Linked DNA regions of Mus musculus: region 1 is linked to region 2. The links are chromatin loops, found by intact Hi-C in ENCODE. Cell type or tissue: heart. All regions are shown on one strand. Links, peaks and the distances in the headings refer to the core of each region. The heading gives the core; the rest is flanking DNA.

Evidence for each region. Peaks named below come from ENCODE experiments on the same cell type or tissue, not always from the same donor. Only the 100,000 strongest peaks of a DNase experiment are listed, where the experiment ranks them.
Region 1: a loop joins it to region 2, with 2.3 times the contacts of the local background. A loop is called at or near these places in 3 of 42 quality-filtered maps.

The regions. Positions count from the first base shown.
Region 1 is chr14:63,072,191-63,080,244 of GRCm38, forward strand. Gm35908 (a long non-coding RNA gene) reads left to right here. Exons shown (of 4, transcript XR_874690.2): 3 at 3,570-3,678; 4 at 4,154-5,185. Among named protein-coding and RNA genes, the nearest start is that of Gm35908, 5.4 kb to the left of the region's middle. In heart, for the core only: CTCF peaks have their summits at 4,160 (motif pointing right) and 5,181 (motif pointing left); DNase peaks (open chromatin) are centred at 4,331, 6,121 and 6,901; H3K4me3 peaks cover 1,007 bases; H3K27ac peaks cover 2,895 bases.
Region 2 is chr14:63,531,866-63,539,919 of GRCm38, forward strand. It overlaps Mtmr9 (myotubularin related protein 9), which reads right to left. Exons shown (of 10, transcript NM_177594.1): 4 at 5,127-5,300; 5 at 2,462-2,679. Among named protein-coding and RNA genes, the nearest start is that of Mtmr9, 8.1 kb to the right of the region's middle. In heart, for the core only: CTCF peaks have their summits at 3,290 (motif pointing left) and 4,057 (motif pointing right); no DNase peak of the experiment used is centred there.

The sequences.
Region 1 (8,054 bases), core at 1,967-6,966, 460 kb before region 2:
GGTCCTTCGTTCATTCAGTAAGGACTTTAGTAAGGGGCTGTTGCTGTATGTTTTGTAGTCTGTCCTGTCCCCCGGGGTTTATGTTTCCTGAATATTCCAGGTGTGCTGCTGCATCTGGTATTTGTTTTTTTGTTTTGTTTGTTTTTGCTTCTCCTCTTCCTGGAGTTATATCCCTGCAGATGTCCACTCCTCTCCATTCATCATGTCACCTGCTAAACAATGTTTTATATCATCACCCTATTTAGAATTATAGAGCTCCTCCAAGCTCACCCCACCCTACTTGCTTTCAAAATTCCTTCCCCTGACTTCCTAGACCTGCCCTGTGAGCTTAGAGCCCAGTTCACTGCTGGTCCTGAGAAGAGCCTAATGCACACCCTCACACAGATGGGGGATTTTACACTTTGTTCATGGATACACTCTTCGGTTATTTACACTCATAATAGGATCTGGCATACATTGGTGCTTATCAAATGCCTGGAGAAGGAATGATGGATTTGATAGTTTCCAGGTCCCAGGAGAGAAACCAGGAGAGGGGAAGATGTGTCTGCATAAAGTTTCATTGTTCTAGAGAACTCTGACAGGAAGGCCATACGGTGAGTGAGGTACAACTCCTTTGGAATGGGCAAAGCCCATCAAGGACACTCTAACTAAGATCTACTTCCTGAAAGGCAGTGAGGAAGATGTGCTGGAGTTCTGCAGTCCCATGCCTAAAGCTCACATCAGTGCATCTACACAGCCATATCCATGGTGACCCAACTTCAACCAGTCCCCTCAGCCCCCTTCTTTGTCCCCCCTCAGCTTTGCCTACCTTGTCTTGGCAAAGAATCCTGCTGGGTGAGTTTAACAACAATCCCTGTATTTTGATATCCACCCCACTCCATATGTGATTAAGTTCCCTGTTCCTTGTTCTTTCTAAGTCTTTGGCTTGCCTTCAGCCAGAACCCCATGCCCCTCAGGTTCTTTATTAATGTTCAATCCATTGGCTCCCTAATCCTGTCCTTGGCTATAAATGCTCCCCTTTGGCCTTGTTGCAATTGGAGTTGAGCTCCAATAGTCATAGCTCACGGAGCTAGTCTTAAACTGTTTTCTGAGGTTTAGGCAATTGTCAGAACAATTTCCCTTTAACAGGAATCTAAAACTCAATTAGACAGGATCTATTACCTCAGAGTTCCAATCAGTAGGAATTCATATGCATGAGTCAATAAGCAAATACCAGACCACAAGGAGCATGGTAAAAGCATGTTGTGGTTTGGTCTGTCGCTATGTATTGTAATGCTAAATTCTGTACCTGAAGGTCTAGGCCGATGAGTGAATTGTCATGTTTACAAGATTTTGTTATGCAAACCTTGTTCCTTGATTTAAAACTATTAGTTCCTTGATTTAAAACTCTAATCCTGCAAATAATTGGCTATAGCCAATTATTTGCAGGATTAGAGGTAGGTAGGTTTTAAGTTACCTGATTGGGAGTGAAGAAGAGAGAGACCAGGAGGAGAAGGAGGAGAGAGAAGACGCCTCCATGAGGGGAGATGGACTGTGAGCACGTGGCCAGGAGAAACAGCAAGTGTCTGGGGTACACTGCTGGGGAGGCAGCCAGGCCAGCAGTTAGAAGAGTAGATTAGGGGTGATCCCAGTAATTGCCAAAGCCAAACAAAACAACCACAGTCTGAGTCTCATTCATTTGTAAGCTAGATGGGGATAAGCTTAAATTGCTTCTACTACAACGAAATGTTGTCCAACTGCCCACTGAATAGTTACCTTTATCCTCTGAGGTTAGTGCTGCCCTCACCCTGGGCCAGATGGCCCATTTTCTGCAGTGGGCATCAATGCAGGGACTCACAACTGATCGACATACAGAGAAGTGACCTGAGTACTCAGCCTCTGTGTCAGTCCACCCCAGCTCCCTCCGGGAACACTGTGAGAGAGGAGGCAGAGGGAATGTCGGAGCTGAAGGGCTGGAATGAAGTCTGTGGAATTCTGTCTTCCGGGTGTGAACATCACACTCTCAAAGTTACTGTAGCTATGGTCACCTGTACCAGGTCAGGGCAACACTCCAGCAGGCAGTGCTTGCTGGATTGACGGGGGGGGGGGGGGGGGGGGATTGGAGGGGATATGTGGGATATGAACATGGAGTCAGAGGTGAGAATGATCTAAATAAATTGCATGCATGTATGAAATTGTCAAAGAATTTTTTTTAAAGTGTTTTCTCAGCAAAAAAGCATGGGCAGTCCCTTCAGCCTGTGAGAGCCAGAGTCCTGCAGGGAAGAGTAATGTGGGCTAGACTTGAAGAACACATAAGGACTCGTGCTTCTAGAAGCTCAGTGATTAGAGGTAGAAAACAACTGTCTTCAAAGATAATCAACATATAGGATCCTTGACATCTAGAGCAACTAACTCTTATCTCCCTTTTTCATGTGTGTGTGTGTGTGTGTGTCTGTGTGTGTGTGTATGTGTATGTCTGTGGTTATGTCTGTGTAGGTCTCTCTTTCTCTCTCTTCTCTCTCTCTCTCTCTCTCTCTCTCTCTCTCTCTCTCTCTGTGTGTGTGTGTGTGTGTGTGTGTGTGTGTGTATGTGTGTGTGTGTGTATGTGGTTATGTTTGTGTAGGTGTGTGTGTATTTCATAGGAAGGAGTCTTTATTCTAGACGTATGTATCCATTGAAAATTGAGTAGTCTCCTGGACAGGCACTTTTGGGTGGGTTGTCAGGAACGAGGAGCGATTGCTTCTAAGCCCGGAGTTCTTCCCTTGTGGAGTTAGCAACCGATTCTTACTTTTCCTGCAAGCTCTTTTGTATGGAAGTAGATCCACATCACCTTTACAGTTAGGAGTTGTGGAGGTGATGAGCAGATCTCATCCCCACTGTTTGGTCGGAACCCTTGCTTATCTCCTGTACAAACTAAGACACCCTGTTTGCTCTTCTTCACCCAAGGAAAGCCTGCAAGGGAAACAACTCAGGCTTAGAAGCCATCTCTCCTCCTTTCTGACCACCCACCTAAAAGTGGCCGCCCAGGGGCTGTTTTTGTCCATGGTGTGCCTCGCTGGTGGAGATGAAGGCAGAGGTGTCAGGAAAGTGCCTCGCTGGCACGCCATCACTCCTCGAGTAAACTCTATGAAATCCTCTTGCTTTAGGCCAGGTGTGTGGCTTCACTGACCTCCGCCTGTGGGATCAGTGAGCCCACAGGAGAGCTGACTCCTAATAAACCTGCCTTTATCTATTTTTAATCTGTTCTAATCTGTCGCAGAGGGAGAGAAAGGGTCTATCACTCATCCTTCAGAAGTGCATGTGGGTTTCAGGATGAGTAGCTGATGAAATGTTTCTGGGTCAAAGGCGTATGTGTTCTGCATTGTGAAGATGAGGAACATGGAAGTATTTGGGGGACAGGAGAGTCCTCCTCCGTAGATGCAGGATAGTTTGGGTTAAGATGGAAAGATGAAACTTGGCCTTGGAGTCAAAAGGCAGGAGAGGCTTTGGGTCCCTAATCTACAAGCTCAGCAGGGGCGGGGCTTCAAAGCAGGCCCTGAGTGAGGAGGCTTTGCTTTCAACATGGACTCCCACCCTATCTCTTTCCACAGATGGCAAGATGGTCAGGATAAGCACATGGAATCTAGCCCAAAGTCGTCTGGCCGTGGGTCAGTCTGGGCCTAGAGGACCCAGGAGTCCAGACACCTGGAGTTTGGAGAGGTATAGTTTCCGGAATTGGTGTGTGGGCAGGGGGTGTGGAGTGCAGACAGCAAGGAGGGGCTGATGAAGAAGAATGAGGTGGAGTCGCGGGAGGAGATGAAGGCAGAGGTGTCAGGAAAGTGCAGATGCAGCAGGCACAATCGCGGGTGGAGGAGCAGGTAGCACCGAGCTCAGGTGATGGGCAGGTGGGGGTGGGGTGAGATATGGAAACCAGGCACCTGTGCCGCGGGAATGTGCTGCAGGTCCATACAAACTTAGGGTCATTAGACTATGGTATGAGAGAGTTTCTTAAGTTCCCTATCTACAGACCCCATTCCTTCAGAGACAGGAAAGGAGAAACACCAAAGTCACAGCGGAAAAAGTCAGGGAGGTCTGTATTGGCGTGTTCTAGCAGGAACACTGGCATCCCTGTGAGGAGACTGCTCCTCCTGGATGGATCCTATTCGCTCCAGATAATTGACTGTTCTTCCACCAGGTAAGCCACTTGGTGGCGCTGTGAGCATGAAAAGCGGGCTCTGTAGCCAATAAGCCTTTTGCAAGACTGGAGGTGTGACTTGGAGACTGTCTAAGGGGCAATGTAAAAAGCTCAGCCTACATCCGGACCCCGGCTGGAAACAAATACGGACATAGAGAGGTCCTGCGAGACACCAGGAGGCAGACAAGGCAGGGATGACGACTGTCTGTCTTGTGACCAGGAAACGGGGTTATGAGACCTATTCAGCTTTCTTTGACTCCGCGCTGTTTGGTTAGGAAAGGGCATATGTGTGCAGAGAACAAACAATACAGGGGAAGGGAGTCTACAGAGAGCTGCTGAACTCTAGCTGCCCCCAACAGACCTCCGGTAAAGGAAAAGGAAGACGCGAAAAGTGACCCACAGCTGGGAAACCTACAGGTCAAAACTCGGAGTAGGGCCTGGGGCAGGATGGGGGTGGAGGTGGAGGTGGGAGTGGAACACACCTTAAAATCCCAGCACTAGGAAGGCAGAGGCAGTCTGATCTTCATGAGTTCAAGTCTATCCTAGGCCATAGGGCAAGTTCCAGAACAGCCAGAGCTACACAGAGAAACCCAGTCTTGAAACAAACAAACAAACAAATAACAACAACAACAACAATAAAATAGAGCCTGTTAGGAAGGGCTGAGGACAAGGCCTTGATTGAGCATAGCTGTTCTCCAACTTCTCAGAACCCCGTGCCTGATAACTGTGTCATAGTAGGGTGACAATGAATGACAATAATAGACCATAGGTTTCAAAAAGGTGAGAAACAAGGTTACACAGGGTCTCTCTGTGTAGCCTTGGAACTCACTATGTACACCCAGGCTGGCCTCAAACTCAGAGACTGCTTCCGCCTCCCGAGCTCTGAGATTAGAGGTGTGCACCACCACACCCTGCCTAAGGGCTGGAGTTAGGTCCCTTGCCCAGCACTGAAGAGTTGTCAAGCCCCAGTCAGATGGCTCTCAGCCATCTGCAACTCCAACGCCAGGGGTATCTGATGCCCCCTTCTGGCCTCCTTGGGAACTGCATTCACAGAGCAGCATAAAATATATTTAAAAATTGGTATCTCTGAGAGAGAGAGAGAGATGGAGTTTGGTCGAGTGGGTGGGTAGGTAGCTGGCCAGGGACACCCAGGGAATCTTATCTCCACCTTCCCGGACTGGGGTTACAATCACCACCATCACACTCAGCTTTTCCACTTGAGTCCTGGGGATCAAACTCAAATCTTCATGTCTATGCAACATCCTCACTTCACCTACTGAACTATCTCCGCAGCCCTAGTTAAAATTATTAACTGGTACATAAAGGCATACAATTGTGCATGTTAAGGAAATAATGTGTGATATTTTGATATGTATACACATTCCACAGTGTTTAAATCACATTAAACATGTTTTCTCAAAAATTATTTTTATTTTAAAATTTTTCTTTTCCTAAGACACCCCGCCCCAAACAAACCAAAATCATCTGTGTTTACACTAATCCTTTCCAATGTTCACACTATTGATGACGAAAATCCCCTAGTGCAACTTTTTTTTTTTTTTTGGTTTTTCGAGACAGGGTTTCTCTGTGTAGCCCTGGCTGTCCTGGCACTCACTTTGTAGACCAGGCTGGCCTCAAACTCAGAAATCCGCCTGCCTCTACCTCCCGAGTGCTAGGATTAAAGGCATGCGCCACCACGCCCTGCTCTAGTGCAACTTTTATTACAAACTCAAGGAGTTTGGGTGTGGAGACCCATGCTCCTAATCTCAGTGGTAGAGAGACAAAAGCAAGAAGATCAGGAGATCAGGGCCACCCTTGGCTACACAGCAAGTTCAAGGCCCACCTGGGCTACGTTTGATCTTGTCCCAAAGAATCAAACAACAAAGCAAAAACAGAAAGAGATCAGGGAGGTTGAGGGTGTGTTGCTCGGTGGCGGAGGCTGCCTGTCGTTGTGAGGCCTTTAGTTTGATCCCCAAAACCACAGAATAGAAGAAGTGGGGGAGGGGGGGAGGACTTTCATCAGGAAAGCCTAAGAGCTACGTTGTTGCTTTCTGCTATGAAACAGCTATCTCTCTGTGTTGAGTGCTTTTCTTTTTCTCAACCAACACTGCCATTGCACATTGCTGGGGAGCACGGGAGCACTGCATCACACCCAGGATTGTCTTCAATGACCCTGCCTCCTGATGTCACGCCTCTGTCGCAAGCAGCTGTCTGCAAAACTGGTCTCAGAAATGATGGTCTGATTTCTCAGACAAGGTCATAAAGACTGTCCTGCTTTCACTGTGGGGAAGTCAGCCACCGTGTGGTGGGGAGCACTCCAGCAATCCCGATGGGGAGAAGCTGAGGACCCCTCACCAGCAGCCAGCACCAGCTTGCCAGCCATGCAGCGAGCCACCTTGGAAGTAGATCTCCAGCCTCAGTTGGACCTTTTGGGAACTGATGCTCCCACAGGACAGGCAGTATGATGGAATTCCTGGAACCCTGAGCCACAGCAGCCTTACCCCTCTTTCCTCACCCCCTCCCCTGCCCCCTCCTCCACACTACACTCTCTCGGGTTCCAGATGTTCTAGAACCACCCCATCGCTGTTCCAGGTTAAATAGAAAATCTCCTCCACAGGCTCATGGATTTGAAAATGGGCTCTACCTGACAGCCCTGTTCTCCAAGGCTGTGGAAACTTCTGGACACAGGGCTGTCTAGTCTCATTTGCAGCATGTATAGTTTCTGCTTTCTGGTTCAGCTCGACTTGAGTAGCTCAGCCGCAGGCTCCGCCCTCTTAAACCATCCCCCATGGACCTCAGTCCCCAAAGCCATGAGCCTTGAGTTGCTTCTGTGGGTTATTTTGTCATTGCCATGAGAAAAGTATCCAATGCAGTCGTAAGTGAGTTGTTGCTCAGCAAAACAATTCAGTAGAAGCGCCTGCCGAGTAGCCTGAGAACTAGAGTTCCGATTTCCCAAGTAAAAGCTGTGGGGGCTCCCTGCTTGGTGGCACACACCTTTAATTCCAGCATTCGGGAAGCAGAGGCAGGTGGATCTCTGTGAGTCTGAGGTCAGCTTGATCTACATAGTGATTTTCAGGTTAGCCAGGGCTATGTAGAGAGACCCTGTCTCAAAAGCCAAAAATCAAAACAAAACAAAAACCCAGCCGGGCGTTTGCAATCTCAGTGCCCTGTTAGCAAAGACAGGGAATCCTTGGAGCAAATGAACTACAATGAACTAGTTAGAGTAATCAAAAGGGTGGTCTCCAGGGCCATCAAGAGGGAGGGAAAAATTCAGCGTCAACCTTAAGGCCCCCTCCCCCCCCCCCCGCCCCCCACGTATGCAGGTGCGCAGAGCAGACAGGAGCAGAACTGTTTTGGTTCCCGCTCTTCCACTACTACTATATCATTTTACCTTTGAACCTCCATTACCTTTACAAAATAAAAGAGCTGTGGGTGTATGTAGTTCAGTGGTAAAGCTCATGCTTAGTGTGTGTGGTGGAGGAGGCATGAACATGCCTTGCACATACTTAAAGGATGGAGCAAACATGAACCTGACGCGGCGCCAGGCTTAGGGAAGGGACATGCACTGGTCCTGCTAAGCACACACTGCACACTGTCAGTCACGCTAACTGTAGAATGGGTCTTTTTTATCTGCCTTCAGAGCTGCTGCGGGAGCCTAGTGGGAATCTGCGGTCAGCAACTTGTAGACTCTGAAAGACCGTGTAAACGTGCTGGAGTTAGCATCTGAGGGCCTAGGTCCTGGGACTCTGGCAGCAGGACTTCCTCTGTAGAAGGTTAACCATGGGGGTCTACCAGGGTTGTTCTGCCGCTGTTATCGCAGAACTGTAGGTAGAAAGCAGCGGGAAGCCGGGTCCCCTTTCCAGGGACCATCTGAAGTCACAAAGCTGGGCCACTGAAACCT
Region 2 (8,054 bases), core at 1,326-6,325:
TTCCAGGACAGCCAGGGCTATACAGAGAAACCCTGTTATCAAAAAAAAAAAAAAAAAAAAAAAACCCGACAAGATCACTGGCCAGTTCCAGTTCCCATGGTGAACACGGATATAAAAAACTCCAAAACACTACCAAACAGAGCTCAACAGCACATTCAAAGCAACATCACCCAGGACCACAACTTTCATACACAAGGACAGAACTGAAATTGTTAACACATGTGACAATGTATGGGACAGAAAACACAAGGATCTCAACAGACACAGGGAAGCTCCTTTCCTGACACTAACTGGTTAGTTACCTATGGAAAAATGCACATGAACACAGTAAGGCCACACAAGACTGACAACATCATACTCCATGGGGTAGTCCACGGGGTCTCCTTGGAGATCAGTAACAACACAAGAATGCATGTTTTCATCATGGTACCAGCCAGAGCAATGGGCAACAGAAAGAAATAAACAAGTACATCAAAAGTAGGAGTGAAATTGTCCCTCTACAAACAAAAGTATCTTATAAATGGAAAATTCTAAAGACTCCAGTAAAAAAATCTGTTAGAAAAAATTTCAGATTAAAACCAACATATATTAGTCAGGAGGTCAAGGGCTCTGTGTGTGTGTGTGCGAGAGAGAGAGAGAGAGAAAAAAAAGAGAGAGAGAGAGACAGAGAGAAAGATAGAGAGAGACAGAGAGACAGAGAGAGACAGAGAGAGAGACAGAGAGAGAGAGACAGAGAGAGGGAGAGACAGAGAGAGGAAGAGATAGAGACAGACAGACAGACAGACAGAGAAGAGACTGTAGAGGCAGGTATTTACAAGTATATGGATAGAAGCCAAAGGTTGACGTTAGGTGTCTGATTTGATTGTTCTTCAGCACAGTTTTTGAGACACTAACCCTGGAGCTCGCTGATTCAGCTACCCTGGCTGGCCAATGGGCTTCTTGGATCCTCCAGTCTCTCCCACCCCAGCACTGGGACTATAGGTACACACTGCCACACCTGGCCTTTTACGTGAGTAATGGAAAGCTGAGCTTGGGCTTCATGCTGTAAGCTTTAACTGATTGAGCTGTCTCCCTAGTCCCAGTCAGGCATATTGCTACATCCTAGCAGTGAACTATGTAAAAAGAAATAGAAAACTCAACAAAAAGAAGAGCGTACTTGGGAGTGAATTACTCAAGACTGTAAAAAGATCTGTACACTAAAAGTTATAAAATGCTCAAGAAACTTAATGTGGACACAAATCAATGGAAAGAGATCTCATGTTCATGGGCTGGGAAAATAGGGTACGCTTCTACCCAATCAATCTACAGACTGTATATAATCCTTTACAAAAGTGTAATGGCAGTGCCAGAAGGAGAAAAAGGACAATCCTAAAACTCACCTGGGCCTGGACACACACTCCGCCATGCCAAGAATGGAGGCAGTCCAGCCATCCTCTCCCAGGAAAGGACTTATCAAGCCGACAGCTAAGTCTATGGAGCTCTGGCTTGTCTCATGACTTTCCAAAAGTCCCAATACTGCCACAGCATGATAGACTGAATTAGGAGCCCTCTTTTTTTTCTCTTCTGGCTTTTATATACTGATATGTGTCCCCTTGCTTTGTTCTCTTAGGATGCTGTAAGCCATGGACCTGAGAGGCTGGCTCTACAGAACACACAGCAGTTACAGGGCCACTTGAAAACTGCTGACAAAGAAGACACAAATACTCTTGCCAAAGACAAGCAGGTAAGATGATGGATATGTTGCTTTAACGTTTCACAACCTACAGCTGAATCTAAACAGTACATCATACACAATGGTATGAATGCAAGTTTGCAGAAAGTAGCCACACCTATGTGAAAGAGTCAAGACTGACTGATTTGAACAGTGTGATTGTGGAGTTGGAATGTTGCATATTCCCAGTCAAGTTATGTTTGGTTAATTCTTGTCCTTTAGGCGCCATCCACTCTGCCCATCTTGTTTGACCTAACCTTTCCACCACTGGTAAACCTTTGGAATCCATTAACTTAGCAAACCACTAGCATAAAAGCTAAAAATGCTGCCAGACAGCACCTGAGAGCTGCTAGCTGGCGGTAACCCACCCACCTGATGTTCTCACCAATGTACCTGGAAAATGCCTTACTTCATGCCTTTTATCCTACGACTATGAAAACTTCATGAAGTCACTTCCACACTGGAACATGTCATTTGGAGGAACCCAAATCTGTGTTTCTGGGCCAAGGCCACTGTATTTGGCTCAAGAATAAACTCACTTTTTCTCCCTATGAGGTGAGAGCTGTATGCACTGACAGACATACGTTTTTGTCCACTAAACCTGGGTAAAGCAGATGGAGCAGAGAACCCCCAATAAGTTGTCCAGCCTATTGCAGACCCTCAGTTCCGTGGAGTGGCTGTGATTTCTGAACAGCCAGGGATCACCCTCTGCAATCAGTCTACAGGGAGCTCCATCTCCCTGACTGTTACCTCTCAATGGACTTGTGAATCCGCCTCCACTGGGGATAATGAGCCTCCTGTTCAAAGCCACCTCCTTTGGCTCTAGCTTGCTGGGCCACATTTAGGGATCTGGTGTCAATAAGGTAGCCACGCTTTCCTGCCCTGAGGGTGGCATTTATCAGCTTCTCGTCTTCCTTGCACCTCCTCCCGTTTGTGCCGGTCAGGGGCTGACCACTTCGCATAATCACCTGGAAGCACACATGGTAACAATTCAGTAGCAGCCAGTTGAAGTTCCTGAGAAGGAGCTGCATCAGGAGTCTCTCAAAAACAATCTGTGGCACGTTGTCATGGATTCTGATGAGTGTACCATACACAAAACTCTACATGTATTAGCAACAGCTAATACTATAAAAACAAAGATAAGCCTTGAACTTTTATACAATGATATTCCTGGACCAGGGAGGCTTCATTTGTGTAACCAACCAACCCGGCTGACTGCATATACATTCCTCTCTACCCCAACCAACTGACTGCCCAGTGCCTTCACTGCCCCAGCCCAGAAGTCCACACCCTTCTCTTTGATAATTCCACTTTCTGGACCTTAGTCTCATGCCCAACACTTAAACACAGGATAAAATCCATAAGTTCTGTCCCCTCTTTATATCTTTATCACTTTATCTAAGAGACTAACATAATCTTGGAGGAAAGAGCAAACTTCGCCTCCATACACATAGGGTTAGAAGGCAAGAATTATGAAGAGAAACAAAGTGAACAACATGCATCCTTTTCTGGGGAGTCATCGTCAATGTTCTGGGGCTGCCTGTCTATTACTTACCCTCTACTGCCCTCTGCCGGCCTTTTTTCTATTCTGAGACTGCCTGTCTGAAGACGACCATCTATGCATTTGAAAGGTTTGCTTTCTAAGCTTTTCTCAAGAATTCAGTGCCTGTTAGACCAGTCTCTTTCCAGGGAATGGACTGGAGACGTCTCAGGAAAACCTTCATCACATGTTCTCACCACTCGCAAACAGTTCAACCCCGCCTGCGGCCAGTTTGTGGTTAAGTTTTTGGGAGGCAGAGGAAATGTTAGGAGGTGGGGCCTGGCTGGAGTAAACAGGTATTTAGGGATGTGATTAGGGGATAGCCCTGCCCCCCCGGCCTCTTCTTCCTGTCTCTCTGCTGAGGTCAGGAGCCTCTTTCTCCCCACACTCCCTCCATCATGGTGTTCTACCTCACCACAAGCCCAAAGGAGTGGAGGCAGCAGGACGGGGACTAAAACATCGAATCTGTGAACCAGTGCACATCCTTCCTCCATTAACTTGTTTCTCCACAGCAGTTGCCCATCTCTGGATCTGTTCCAATAGCCTGGTGACTAAGAGGAAAACCTTGCAGGATACACCATTAGGCTTTGCCAATCTCTGTACGCCCTAAATCTAAAGCAGTGACATCTGAAACCCACACAGCTTTCTAGCTTTGTTGCACCCACCCACCTGAGGTGTTCCCCAGTGCAGCCGTTACATGCATTACCTGTGCCTTCCTTTATTTGGGACTGCAGGAGCTGATGAAGCCTGTCACCCAGGGCAGATACTACTGTTTGGCTCAGAATAAACAGCAATGATTTTATATTGATGCCACCAGAGGGCACAAAACTACATTTGGTCTCAGTTGTTAAACACTGTGATTAAAAACTGAGGAGCAATGCCACTGCTGGCAGGACAGGTGGCCTGCTGACTAAAGAGCACAATTTTAACTCTGTCACATTGATCCCTCTGTCATATTCCCAGGGGGAAGGACAATGGAAGAGAGTTGTAACTGTCTAATTTAATATGGGCTGCAGAATAAGAAGCAAATCAAGAGAGGACAAAGTGTCAGACATGGTGGCGCACACCTTTAATCCCTGCACTCCAGAGGCAGAGGCAGGTGGATCTTTATTAGTTTGAGGCCAGCCTGGTCTACAGAAAAGTCCAGGCCTGCCAGGACTAAACATAGAAACCCTGTCTCAAAACCAAGGGGGGGTGGGACTCGGGGGGAAGAGGGGAGAAAGAGGGGGAGAGAGGAAGGGGAAGGGAGGGGAAAAAGCAGAAAGTAATTTGGAAAGCTTACGTGGGGCAAGCTCTAGACTGCTGTATCTCCTGTGAGGAACTTAGGAAGCCCTGAGTGAAGTGTCTTGCTGATATGAGCAGGCCATGTCACAAAGACCAATGCCACAGACTCATGGGAAATAGACAAAATCTTGCCCAAGGTCAGGTCAGAGAAATGGCACACCCTTCCTCTGAGCATAAATGTTGACAGCATATGCAAAACTAACAAGTGCAGAGCCTGCTAGCTTACCTCTCACCTAGCTGGGCCCTCCCCTGTCCTGTCCATAATAAACATGCTGAGGCTCCACATTGGAGCAGTGGTGTCACTCCATCAGACTATGAACGGCCTACCGGATCCCAGATTTTCTATTGCAGTTTCCTTCACACTATGCTCTGAAGATGAATCTAACCTTTCTAAAGCTGAGCAGTAAGAAAGAATTTAGAGCATCTTTGGGAAAGCTCCCACTCCTGGGGCCCTGCAGTTTACATGAAGGATGCACTAGTAGGAACAATCTGGCCTGACTTCAGAGGAAAGCCACACAGACAAGAGATCATTTTCAAGGATCCAGCCCACAGGAGACCACCCGCCAGCAGAGTGGCAGCCCTCATACTCACCATGCCATTCTTTTTATGGTAATAGCTCAGGACTGGGAAGCGCCCCCCATGTCGGAAGGCTGCTACCTTCCGAAGTGCTTCGTCATCGACGGACTTGGGCACAATGACAGTTGGTGGGTAGGAAGGACAGATAGAAAAGTCCTTATTGATATAGCTCAGTCTCCATTCACTGGTCTGAAAAACACATAGCACTTCAAAACTTAGCCACCGTTTCAGTGTCATAGAGCATCTAAGATTTAAAAGTTTTGGAAATGATTTCCAGGGAAGCCATTCAACAGGGAATTTGGATATCTAGCCCACACTCAAGTCCTGTAGAGGAAAAAAATTCCACTCTTCACACCAGCTTCAATAGCTCTGGAATGCCTAGTGATCAGTGTCCCTAGAAACTGCTTGCTTGTGCCAGCCAAACACACCTATTGTATGTGACGCTTAACCATCATTTGAAGCTTAAACTATGACACAGACAGCACAGCCTAAGCTCTCCACAAGACAGCCTGGCAAAGGTTTAAGACAGTTAAAGACAGTTCTTTCCTTATGACAAGGAGACACTCCTGGAAAGCCCTTATGTGTCATGAGGTCGTTTCTAAGTCAGCTCCTGCATTATGGAAGCATGTGACAGGAAACCATCAAACAGCAGAAATGAAAACTGCATGTAAAATGTAAAACTGCACTTTACAGCTAAAAACCCATATTACATGTGCAAACTTTAATATGTGCCTAAAAATTCAAGCTGATCCTACATATCAACCCTGGCTTAAGTTAATAGAAAATTAGGGTAAAATGTGAAACAGAAACTTTAATTTACAAGATCAAATTCATACAAATTTTAATTGCTTTCTTCTATTTTCAAACATTTTGCAAAAGTTTTTACTTACTTTGTTGACTCGGTGTATGTGTGTGCATGTGTGCCTGCTGTAGCATGTGCACATGTGCCCGTGGAGGCATGAAGAGGCCATGGGATTCACTAGAGCTGGAGTTATTGGTAGTTGCAAGCTGCCCCATGAGGATGCTAGAGCCCAGCTCAGGTCCTCTGGAAAGCAGCAAGCTCTCTTTAACCACTGAGCCATGTCTCCAGCCCCACCTGATTTCTGTACTGTTCCCACTTTGTGCTCACTTTCTCATATTTCCTTAGGCAGTTTTAACTACTGCTTTAGAATCCTTCAAACATCTGGGCCATCTCAGGCTGAGTGCCTCTTGACTCTGTCCTCAGGAGAATGGGTGACATTTCTTACTCTATAGTTTTGGTTGCATCACAGCCCTTGTGAAAGCAGACACATTTGGTGCAGAGGTTTTTAGCATGCTTTTAGACCTTGGTAGCTTAATGAAGTCCACAGCCTGTGCTGCATGGTGGCTCAGCTCCATGCTCACTCTGTTCACAGCCAGAGACCTGGGTTGCACACAATGTCAAGGTTCCTTTCTCAGGCCTGCTCCTGCCCAGGGTTCCTCACTGCCCTCCTGCATCACTGATCGCCTCAGGCTCCTTCCTAGCTTTTCCTCCTAGAGGAACAAGGGCTTCTGTCAGAGTGTGAGCTGCTCTGAACGACCAATGCCACAGTATGCTGATCTCTAACAAAGCCACTGAATGAGACTAATGAGATGTCTTTATAGATATTCTAAATATTCTGTTCTTTTAATATCACATTGCATGGGGCGAAGAGACATAACTGATAAGCAGAAGTAGATAATACTATGATTATAGAATTTTGTGGTTGGCAAACAAAAGAAGCTCAAAACAAACAAACAACAACAAAAATTACCCAGCTTTCCAAAATCTACAGATCAAGACAACCCGTCCTTCTCAAAGGTTTTCTAATGATAGACACAAGATCTTATGTCCCATTCTATAAATACCATAAAGTCTTACATTCTTTTATTCACTTAACAACTCTTTACCACTTGCTGGTCATGTGCCAGAAATACCGCATAGGAATAAACTCGCCTCGATTCCTGACCCTGTGAAGCGCACACGCTCACTGCTTCCTAGCCCAGGGGGAGCAGTAAGCTATGAGCACAGCCAAACTGCTGCTTCCCCACACTTGAAGGATGCTTCTTACAGACTGTTCTTCCCGCTTCCCAGGAAATTCAAACCCTGGCTCCCTTCTTATTTTAGACACATCCTTCAGGAGCCTATGGTTCCCCCTTACCCCATGCTTTTCATAACATGCAGTTTGATTCCTGCCAACTTTTTGTCTTTAATACACATCTCTCAAACAAGCTCTAGACTAAACTACATTTTCACCATTTTCAATGGTATTTATCATACCATAAAACTTCCTTCTTCCCTCTGCTACCACGGGCATCTTCATTCTTCAAATGCCATGGATCCCTAACCTCTACTTCTTGATTTCCAAGTGACCATTTATAAAAGTAAGAAAAAGAAGCCAAACAGTCAGGAAGGAAAACCTGGTTCCTGCAGGTGGCCTCAGAGACCAGGCCAGGCGTTAACCCAGAGCAGTGCACAAGCCAGGTGAGGAGTTCCCCAGCACTATCTTAGGCACACAGTGCCCAAATCTATTATATATTAAGTCGTTAGTCAGGAGATACCTATTAATTAATGCACAGTCGCCAAGGTGAGCTTTAAGCAAATCAGTGCTTTATTTTTATTTATTCTTTTAAGATTTATTTGCTGGGCGTGGTGGCGCATGCCTTTAATCCCAGCACCTGGGAGGCAGAGGCAGGTGGATTTCTGAGTTTGAGGCCAGCCTGGTCTACAGAGTGAGTTCCAGGACAGCCAGAGCTACACAGAAAAACCCTGTCTCGAAAAACCAAAAAAAAAAAAAAAAAAAGATTTATTTATTTCATGTATGTGAGTACATTGATCCTATCTTCAGACACACCAGAAAAAGGCATCAGATCCCATTACAGATGGTTGTGAGCCACCATGTGGTTGCTGGGAATTGAACTCAGACCTCTGGAAGAACAGCTAGT